2 separate regions of the Homo sapiens genome follow, and region 2 is linked to region 1. Evidence: chromatin contacts called from ENCODE Hi-C or POLR2A ChIA-PET data. All regions are on one chromosome and are shown on one strand. Each heading gives the region's core, a stretch centred on a gene start or an enhancer-like site at or near the end of the contact. The rest is flanking DNA. Distances are from core to core; before and after follow the strand shown. Region 1 has its middle 71 kb from the start of GLS. Region 2 overlaps GLS (glutaminase).

Region 1 (3,549 bases), core at 74-2,573:
ATGGGTGAGGAAATCGAGCATTAGAGAGGGCAAATAAAGTACCCAAAGTTAGAGATTCGGCAAGTCTTTGGGTTCATAATATTTGAACCCAAGCCCTCTGATCCCATAGTCCACATTCTTAACCACTGTACCAGTGCTTCTCAAAGTATAGACCACTGACCGTCGGCACCAGGGTCACTGGGTGCCTGTTAAAGTGCAAATTCCTGGGTCCCATTTTCTATCTACTTACCTGATGAAAAGGGATCTGGTGAAAGAATATTCAAGGCAGAGAAAACAGCAACTGCTGAGGTGGGAATAAGCAAGGATCAGAAAAAGGGTGAGAGAGGCTGGAGCACAATGAGCCCAGGAGGGTGGTATGAGGTCCGGAGGCTTCGGATTTTGGATCTCTTTTCTTCTTTTCCTTTCCTTTTGCCTTTTGCCATTCCTTTTGCCTTTTGCCTTTCCTTTCCTTTCCTTTCCTTTCCTTTCCTTTCCTTTCCTTTCCTTTCCTTTCTCTCTTTTTCTTTCTTTTTTGAGAGGGTTGCACTGTGTCACCCAGGCGGAATGCAGTGACAATCACAGCTCACTGCAGCCTTGACTTCCTGGGCTCAAGCATTTCTCCCACTTCAGTCTCCCAAGTAGCTGGGACTACAAATGCATGCCACCACACCCGACTAACTTTTGTGTTAGGGGGTGGTCTCCCTGTGTTGCCCAGGCTGGTCTCAAACTCCTGGGCTCAAGCAATTCTCCCGCCTCAGCCCCCCAAAGTGCTGGGATTTTAATTTTTTATTTAGTTAGATGGGAAGCTCTTGGACAGTGGTAAGCAGGCGAGCGATAAGACCCACCTCACATTTGAACAGATGGCAGCTGTCACTAAAGAGTTGTAGAGTTGTGGAATTTTGGAGTTGTAGAGTTATAGAATTGTGGAGTTGTGAAGCTGTGAAGTTGTTGTAGGGAAGCAGCTGCCCAGCCAGCGCACTTCCTTGCATCTAGAGATGTCATAGATGAATTCTGGCCATTGGAAGGAGAGCAGAAGTGATTTATGGGTGACTTTTGGGCAGAGGTATTGAAGGAGCAGATATGCCTGCTTCATGTTCTCTCCGCCCTTCTACCAGCTGGGTGTTGATTCCATGTATTAAGATGACTGGGCTCTCCCTCTCCCAGCCTGGCATTGACAAGGAGTCCCCACATGAACTATTCCCTGAGCAATAAAAAATGGAACACAAAATGTGTATTATTCAAATGTGGGGATTTCCTTGTTACAGTAGCTACTATTACCTTAAATGATACATGACTCATGCTTTGCCAACATCATTTTGGCTGCTATGTGGAGGTGGAAGGGGGTGGCAGAGAGACCAAGGTAGAGGCTACTGCAGAAGTTCTAATGGGACTGGGGGCTGGCATAGATTACCTGGGTGGCACTAGAGTGGTGGAAACTGGAGATACTAGATATATTTTGGAAGAATTTTCCCCCAAACCAGCAAGATGTGCCATTAGATTAAATGGGGATGTGACAGGAGAGATAAATCAAAAGTGCAAGGTTTTCAGCTTGAACTCACTGAAAATACAGAGATGCCATTTTCTGAAGTGGGGACTGGAATATTTGAAATCTTCTCCTGCCTGCAGTTCTCTCACTCTGCAATTTGCCCTGAACAACCTCCTAGTTGTGGACCTTAGACCACATGATTCATCCCCTGAGGCCTCCTCCATACCCTACAGACCTCACGTGTACTTCACGTGTTCACGCTGAAAGAAAAATTTGTCCTACACTCTCTCGGCCTGAACAACTGACTACTTGATAAAATAAGATTTGTAAACATAAAAAAAAAAGCAATTATAACCTCAAATGGGTTTAAGTTGCTTTCCCATTCTTACCAGGCCAGAGCACAAATAGAGAAGGAATGTGTCTTTCGTGTTTGCAATTAGGAAGTGAAGGAGATGGTGCTAATCATAGAGTTTCTGTTAGTTCTGGGCTGACCTTGTTTGAAGTATGGTTGCAACACACTTTATGACCCTACCAGCTCAATGGAATTTTTGTTTATTGCTTCCTCTCCTCTCTGTGTCCTCTGACTGTGGGTCTACTCAGTATGACAGTCTCTCCAGGGCAGGATTGTGTCTGTTTACCTTGTTCTGCACTGGACTTCACTTACCATGGTGGCTGTGGCAGAGCTGGGTCATTAGGACTCTTTGGAAGATAATGCCCTGTGAAAGAGGAATGGGGTATAGGAAAAAAGAGGCAATGGGCATGAAAGATGTGAGAATGGATGGGAAAAAAAAGATATAATAATATAAAATAATGTCATATATGAAATAATATAAAAAATAAATTGAGTATTTGTTTTTCAGTTAACCAATGTCAGAATATATATTATTCTAAGACCCTCACTCTACTCTGTTGTCCTAGGAGCTCTGGAGGGAAGCATTAGATATGGCTCTTAACCTCAGGGGGCTTACAGTCCAATCAGGAGACCCAATGCAAATGGAACAATGAATCAAGATACTATCTAACAGGACTAGACCATGCCAGTAAGTGCTGTAGGAGTTTAAAGATGAAGTAGCTCTTTGAGGCTGCAGTAGTCTGTTGATGGTGCTTCTCTCAGGAGGTCCCAGGAGGGGTGACTGTTCTTTCTGGAACATGGTCATGGGAAAATCCCTCATACCTACTTTAAGCCAGTAAAAGAGAATGTCCAGAAAGGCCAGGTATTTGGAATTGGACCTAAGTGACAGGCTTCATATACAAATATGCATTGGTTTACGGACAATTGTATAGTTTTTTTCTTCACTGCCACCTAAACCATCATTATCAGCACTTGAGTCCTCTGTGACCATCACTGCTGTCCATGGGCAGTATGCACAAGTGGAACAAAGCCAACGCCTCAACTGTGAGACAGTTTGTCTCTTAGGGTTAGGGAAGATGAGGGCTAAGGGTGGAGGGAGAAGGTACAGCATGGCGAAGCTCATCATAGATCCCTTGGAACACTATTCCTACTGATTTGTTACTCCCTTTTCTCCCTCCATGCTTTGTCTTTCCCTGTTACACACACACTGTTATTCTTCATCTGTCCGCAGCCCAGTCATTGGAACTTGGATGTAAGTGGCTTCTACAACCAAGTGAGGCAGAGAAATGGGCAGCAGTGATGACTCTATAAAGACTTTTGTCCTTTCATTCATTCAAGGTGGTGTACAACCCAAAGATGAACACATGACCCTTGTCCTCAAGCAGCTCAATCTGTGAAAACTATCATATGAGTTAATGTGGTAACAGAAGCATGCGCACAAAGTACTCTGGAACAACAGGCAGGGACCATTTAGACCTGCTGCAGTGTGTGTGTCTGTGTCTGTTTATCTATGTATTATATGCAGGCAGATTGTGAAAAAAGACAAGTTTCACAGAGGAGATGATACATGATCTTTTCTAATTCACTGAAGCATACAGCTATCAAAGGCCTGAGGACTCTTGAAAGATGAGCAAAATTTCATCATGCAGAGAAGGGAAGTGTAAAGACAGGAAACAGCATGTGAAAGGCATTCTATTCTATTTAAATCTAGGAATACTGTCTTTAGGATGTT
Region 2 (3,310 bases), core at 534-3,033, 140 kb before region 1:
AATTTTGGGTATTAAATTGCAAAATTAATTCCTCTATCGGCCCCCAACCCTGCATTTTATTTTTTTTGAGACAAGGTCTCGCTCTGTCACCCAGGCTGGAGTGCAGTGGCAAGATCTCGGCTCATACAACCTTCGCCTCTCGGGTTCAAGTGATTCTCCCACCTCAGCCTCTGGAGTAGCTGGGATTACAGGCATGTGCCACCACTAATCTAATTTTTGTAGTTTTTGGTAGAGACGGGGTTTCACTAGGTTGGCCAGGCTGGTCCCAAACTCCCGACCTCAAGCGATCTGCCTGCCTCAGCCTCCCAAAGTGTAGGGATTACAGGTGTGAGCCCCTGTGCCCAGCCCATCTACCTTAACTTTTACATCTTTGAATATCATTACAAGATTTATTCAATCATTAACTGATGCCTCTGCTTCTGGTCCTTCTTCCACCCTCCAAAACCTCTCCACATACTTCTAATCATATTCTCAAAACATTGCTCTAATCACTACAGGTTTCTAAGCAGCGGAGTATCAAGAAACCCAAAATCATTCCTGATAACATTTAAGTTCTTCAGCCTTGTATTCAAGGTTCTTCAGTCCAGCTAACTTAATTTTTCTTCTCAACCTCAATAGAGCAAAATTGGTCTTACTGCCCTTGTTTTTGTCTTGGTGTCTATGCTCTTAAGAACACCCAGATTCCTAATCAAATCCTTCCCTTCCCTCAAAGACTAGCCCGAAAGTCCCTTCCTTGCTGTCAGTCTTCCCCAGGCCATCCCAGCCCAGCATTCATTATCTATGTAGCTTATTGCCAGCTGCCCACACAGTGCCCTGTGACAGCATGTGCTAGGGACAGAGTCAATTAGATACCTCCACTCCCACCACAACCCTGGATCTACCTCCTGCTTCCTCCCACAGTGCATACTATTCTCCTGAAATCATTTTTCCCCACCCATTTCTCACTGATATGTTATTCTTACCCATTCCTGTGAACTCTGCTCCAATCTCTTAAATCAAAAGTAATCTCCGTCTACCTTTGCTGCACTATGGCACTATAACACATGACCACATGGAGCATTTGTGTGTCTTACTTCCCCCACCACTAAGAAAAATCCAAATTCCCCTGTATATACCATTAATATATTAATTACCCAGTTATTATTTTTAAAACTATGTTGGTACTTCTAAGCAATAAAGCCTCATCTGTTTCAGTGACTGGATATAAGAACTACACATTCCCCTTTAAAATTTTGAATTTAGACCATGCTCGTTTGAAGAGATTTTATTATAGTATGTGTGTAGCACTTAGTCACTTCATTATTCAACATTTCAAACGTTCTAAAAGTCCATTTCTTATTAATAAGGCCCAAAATAGAAGATTTTAGAATATACTTGGTTTATTCAGAGTATATTGTTATTCAAAAGCATGAGAAAAAAAAATCAGGAAACTTTAATGTACAAAGGCTTTGTAACTAATCAGAAGGGAAAAACACTAGCTCGCCTTAACAAAATTATTAAAGACTAACATGGAAGTTTGGTATTCTTCCCATGAAAACAAAAGGCTAGCTATGGAGCTGGATTTAGTCCAAACCAGAAGATAGGTGCTTGAACACAAAGTGAGTGTAATTCTCTCCAAAACAGAAAAGCACTAGGAGGCAGCCCATGCACAGGCACTATTTAAAAGCAAAACCACAAATTCCTCTTCTTTCTAGCATCAACAGCCCCCTATACTTTTAAGTTTACATAAATTATGAAATGAGCTGTGGGTAGAATGCCACAAAAGAAAATGAAACTAGTTTAACACTTTTGAGACAACAGATGGAGTATTTCATTTAGGGACAGTCTGCTTCCTGGTCTGTTAAAGAGCGCCACGAGTATTTCCAACTAAGCTGACACACCCTCTGGAATGCCTATCATAGCAAACAAACTGAAGGAGAGGGGCACTCTAGAAGATCAGTCATCCACCTCCACACCAATACTTGCAAAGGATGTAGGTGTGCTAACCATTGATCAAAGCTCATTCCCCTATTTCCCCACTGGATACTTGAGTTACATTGATTTTAAAATACCTGTCAAGGAGGCCAAAGTCCAGAAAATAATGGGTTAACAGTAAATGCCAGAGGCATGGAAGCTATGTTTTGATAAATAATTCCTTACTATAAAGAAACAGACTATACACAGCCGCAATAATAGCTATTAAATTAAGGGCTCTGATGTTTAATGTATACCTCCCCATGGCAAAGAGACACTGCACCTGGGCAGAGAGCCATTAAAATTTATAAATTAACTGTTAACAGTTTCCCCTTCATCTTGTAGATTTTCCAGCACTACTGCATTTTTCTTATCAAGTCTCTTTATCAGAATCTGCCCGAACCAGACAATCTTATCTTAGTTTATTTGTACAAAGTCATGACAACAGTGGGACAAAAAATGTTACAGTTCACATGAGTTCACTTAACACTGGCATGCTTGGCATAGCAAATCTCACTTTTTTCCAAAACAGCTAGAAGCAGGTGGGGAGTGTATCAGTTTTACACATCTAAAACATGGCATTCCTAAGTCTTTAATCCTATCATTATCCTACTCAGTTTGAGCTTGTTTAAAGGTTGAGTTGTGTGACTTCTGTAAATGCCCTAATAATTCTGTACTTATGAGTAAGTAGCAATTATTAGAATTATATACTCACATTACTCTGTATTTATATAGTGGATGACCCTAAAACATTCAACATTTTAAACAGTTATAGTTGTTTTTAAAAATCCCTGACAGGCTGGTTATAAAATATGTTGATAGATATATTTTATTTATTACTACCACTGAGATTAAGGACCCTGGCTCAAGGTCACACAGCATATGAATTAGTGATGGAGCTTGAGTAGAACTCAGGTATCTGGATTCCCAATTCTGTACAACTAGACCATGATGATGTGAGTCCTTAATAGATCTCAGATTGTTATCCAAAGCACAGAAGGAAACCAACGGATTAAATATCAATTTAGCTCTAATCCATAAAAGTTCTTTACTCAATATTGGAAGGAAGCCTAGATGGGACCAAAGCGGGAGGGGAGAAAAGGAAGAAAGGGAGAAGATGGAGGGAGGGAGAGACGGAGGAAAAATTGGTTCACTGGTTTTACACTTTACTTCAACTATTTAATTTCTAACTCCATTACCAACTGCCAAACCAAAATTTCCTCTGTTTTTCATCTTTAGTTTCTGTCTTCATATAAACATGAATTCAGCCTGTTTGGAACTGCTATAATGAAAAAAAAAAGCAGGTAACTGAAAAAACATCCTTCTGTTTCTACCACCTCTAGTTTGAGATAAGCTG

Evidence for each region. Hi-C counts contacts between places; a loop is a spot of excess contacts on that map. ChIA-PET counts read pairs that join two places held with the same protein, here RNA polymerase II (POLR2A). Pooled maps may share reads with other maps.
Region 2: a map of Caco-2 shows a loop between it and region 1 (6-fold over the local background). The contact joins two enhancer-like sites. A Hi-C loop is called at or near these places in 1 of 168 maps with a recorded cell type or tissue (Caco-2) and 3 of 50 pooled maps. POLR2A ChIA-PET finds 5 or more read pairs at or near these places in 4 of 52 experiments (BJ, OCI-LY7, PC-3 and 1 more).

What each region holds. Positions count from the first base shown.
Region 1 is chr2:190,807,750-190,811,298 of GRCh38, reverse strand. No RefSeq gene overlaps it. Among named protein-coding and RNA genes, the nearest start is that of GLS, 71 kb to the left of the region's middle. Within about 2 kb of position 1,323, at least 3 of the 41 ENCODE cell types and tissues checked have a DNase peak (open chromatin) inside an H3K27ac peak, as active enhancers do.
Region 2 is chr2:190,946,449-190,949,758 of GRCh38, reverse strand. The region is part of intron 14 of GLS (glutaminase); the gene reads right to left. Among named protein-coding and RNA genes, the nearest start is that of STAT1, 66 kb to the left of the region's middle. Within about 2 kb of position 1,783, at least 14 of the 41 ENCODE cell types and tissues checked have a DNase peak (open chromatin) inside an H3K27ac peak, as active enhancers do.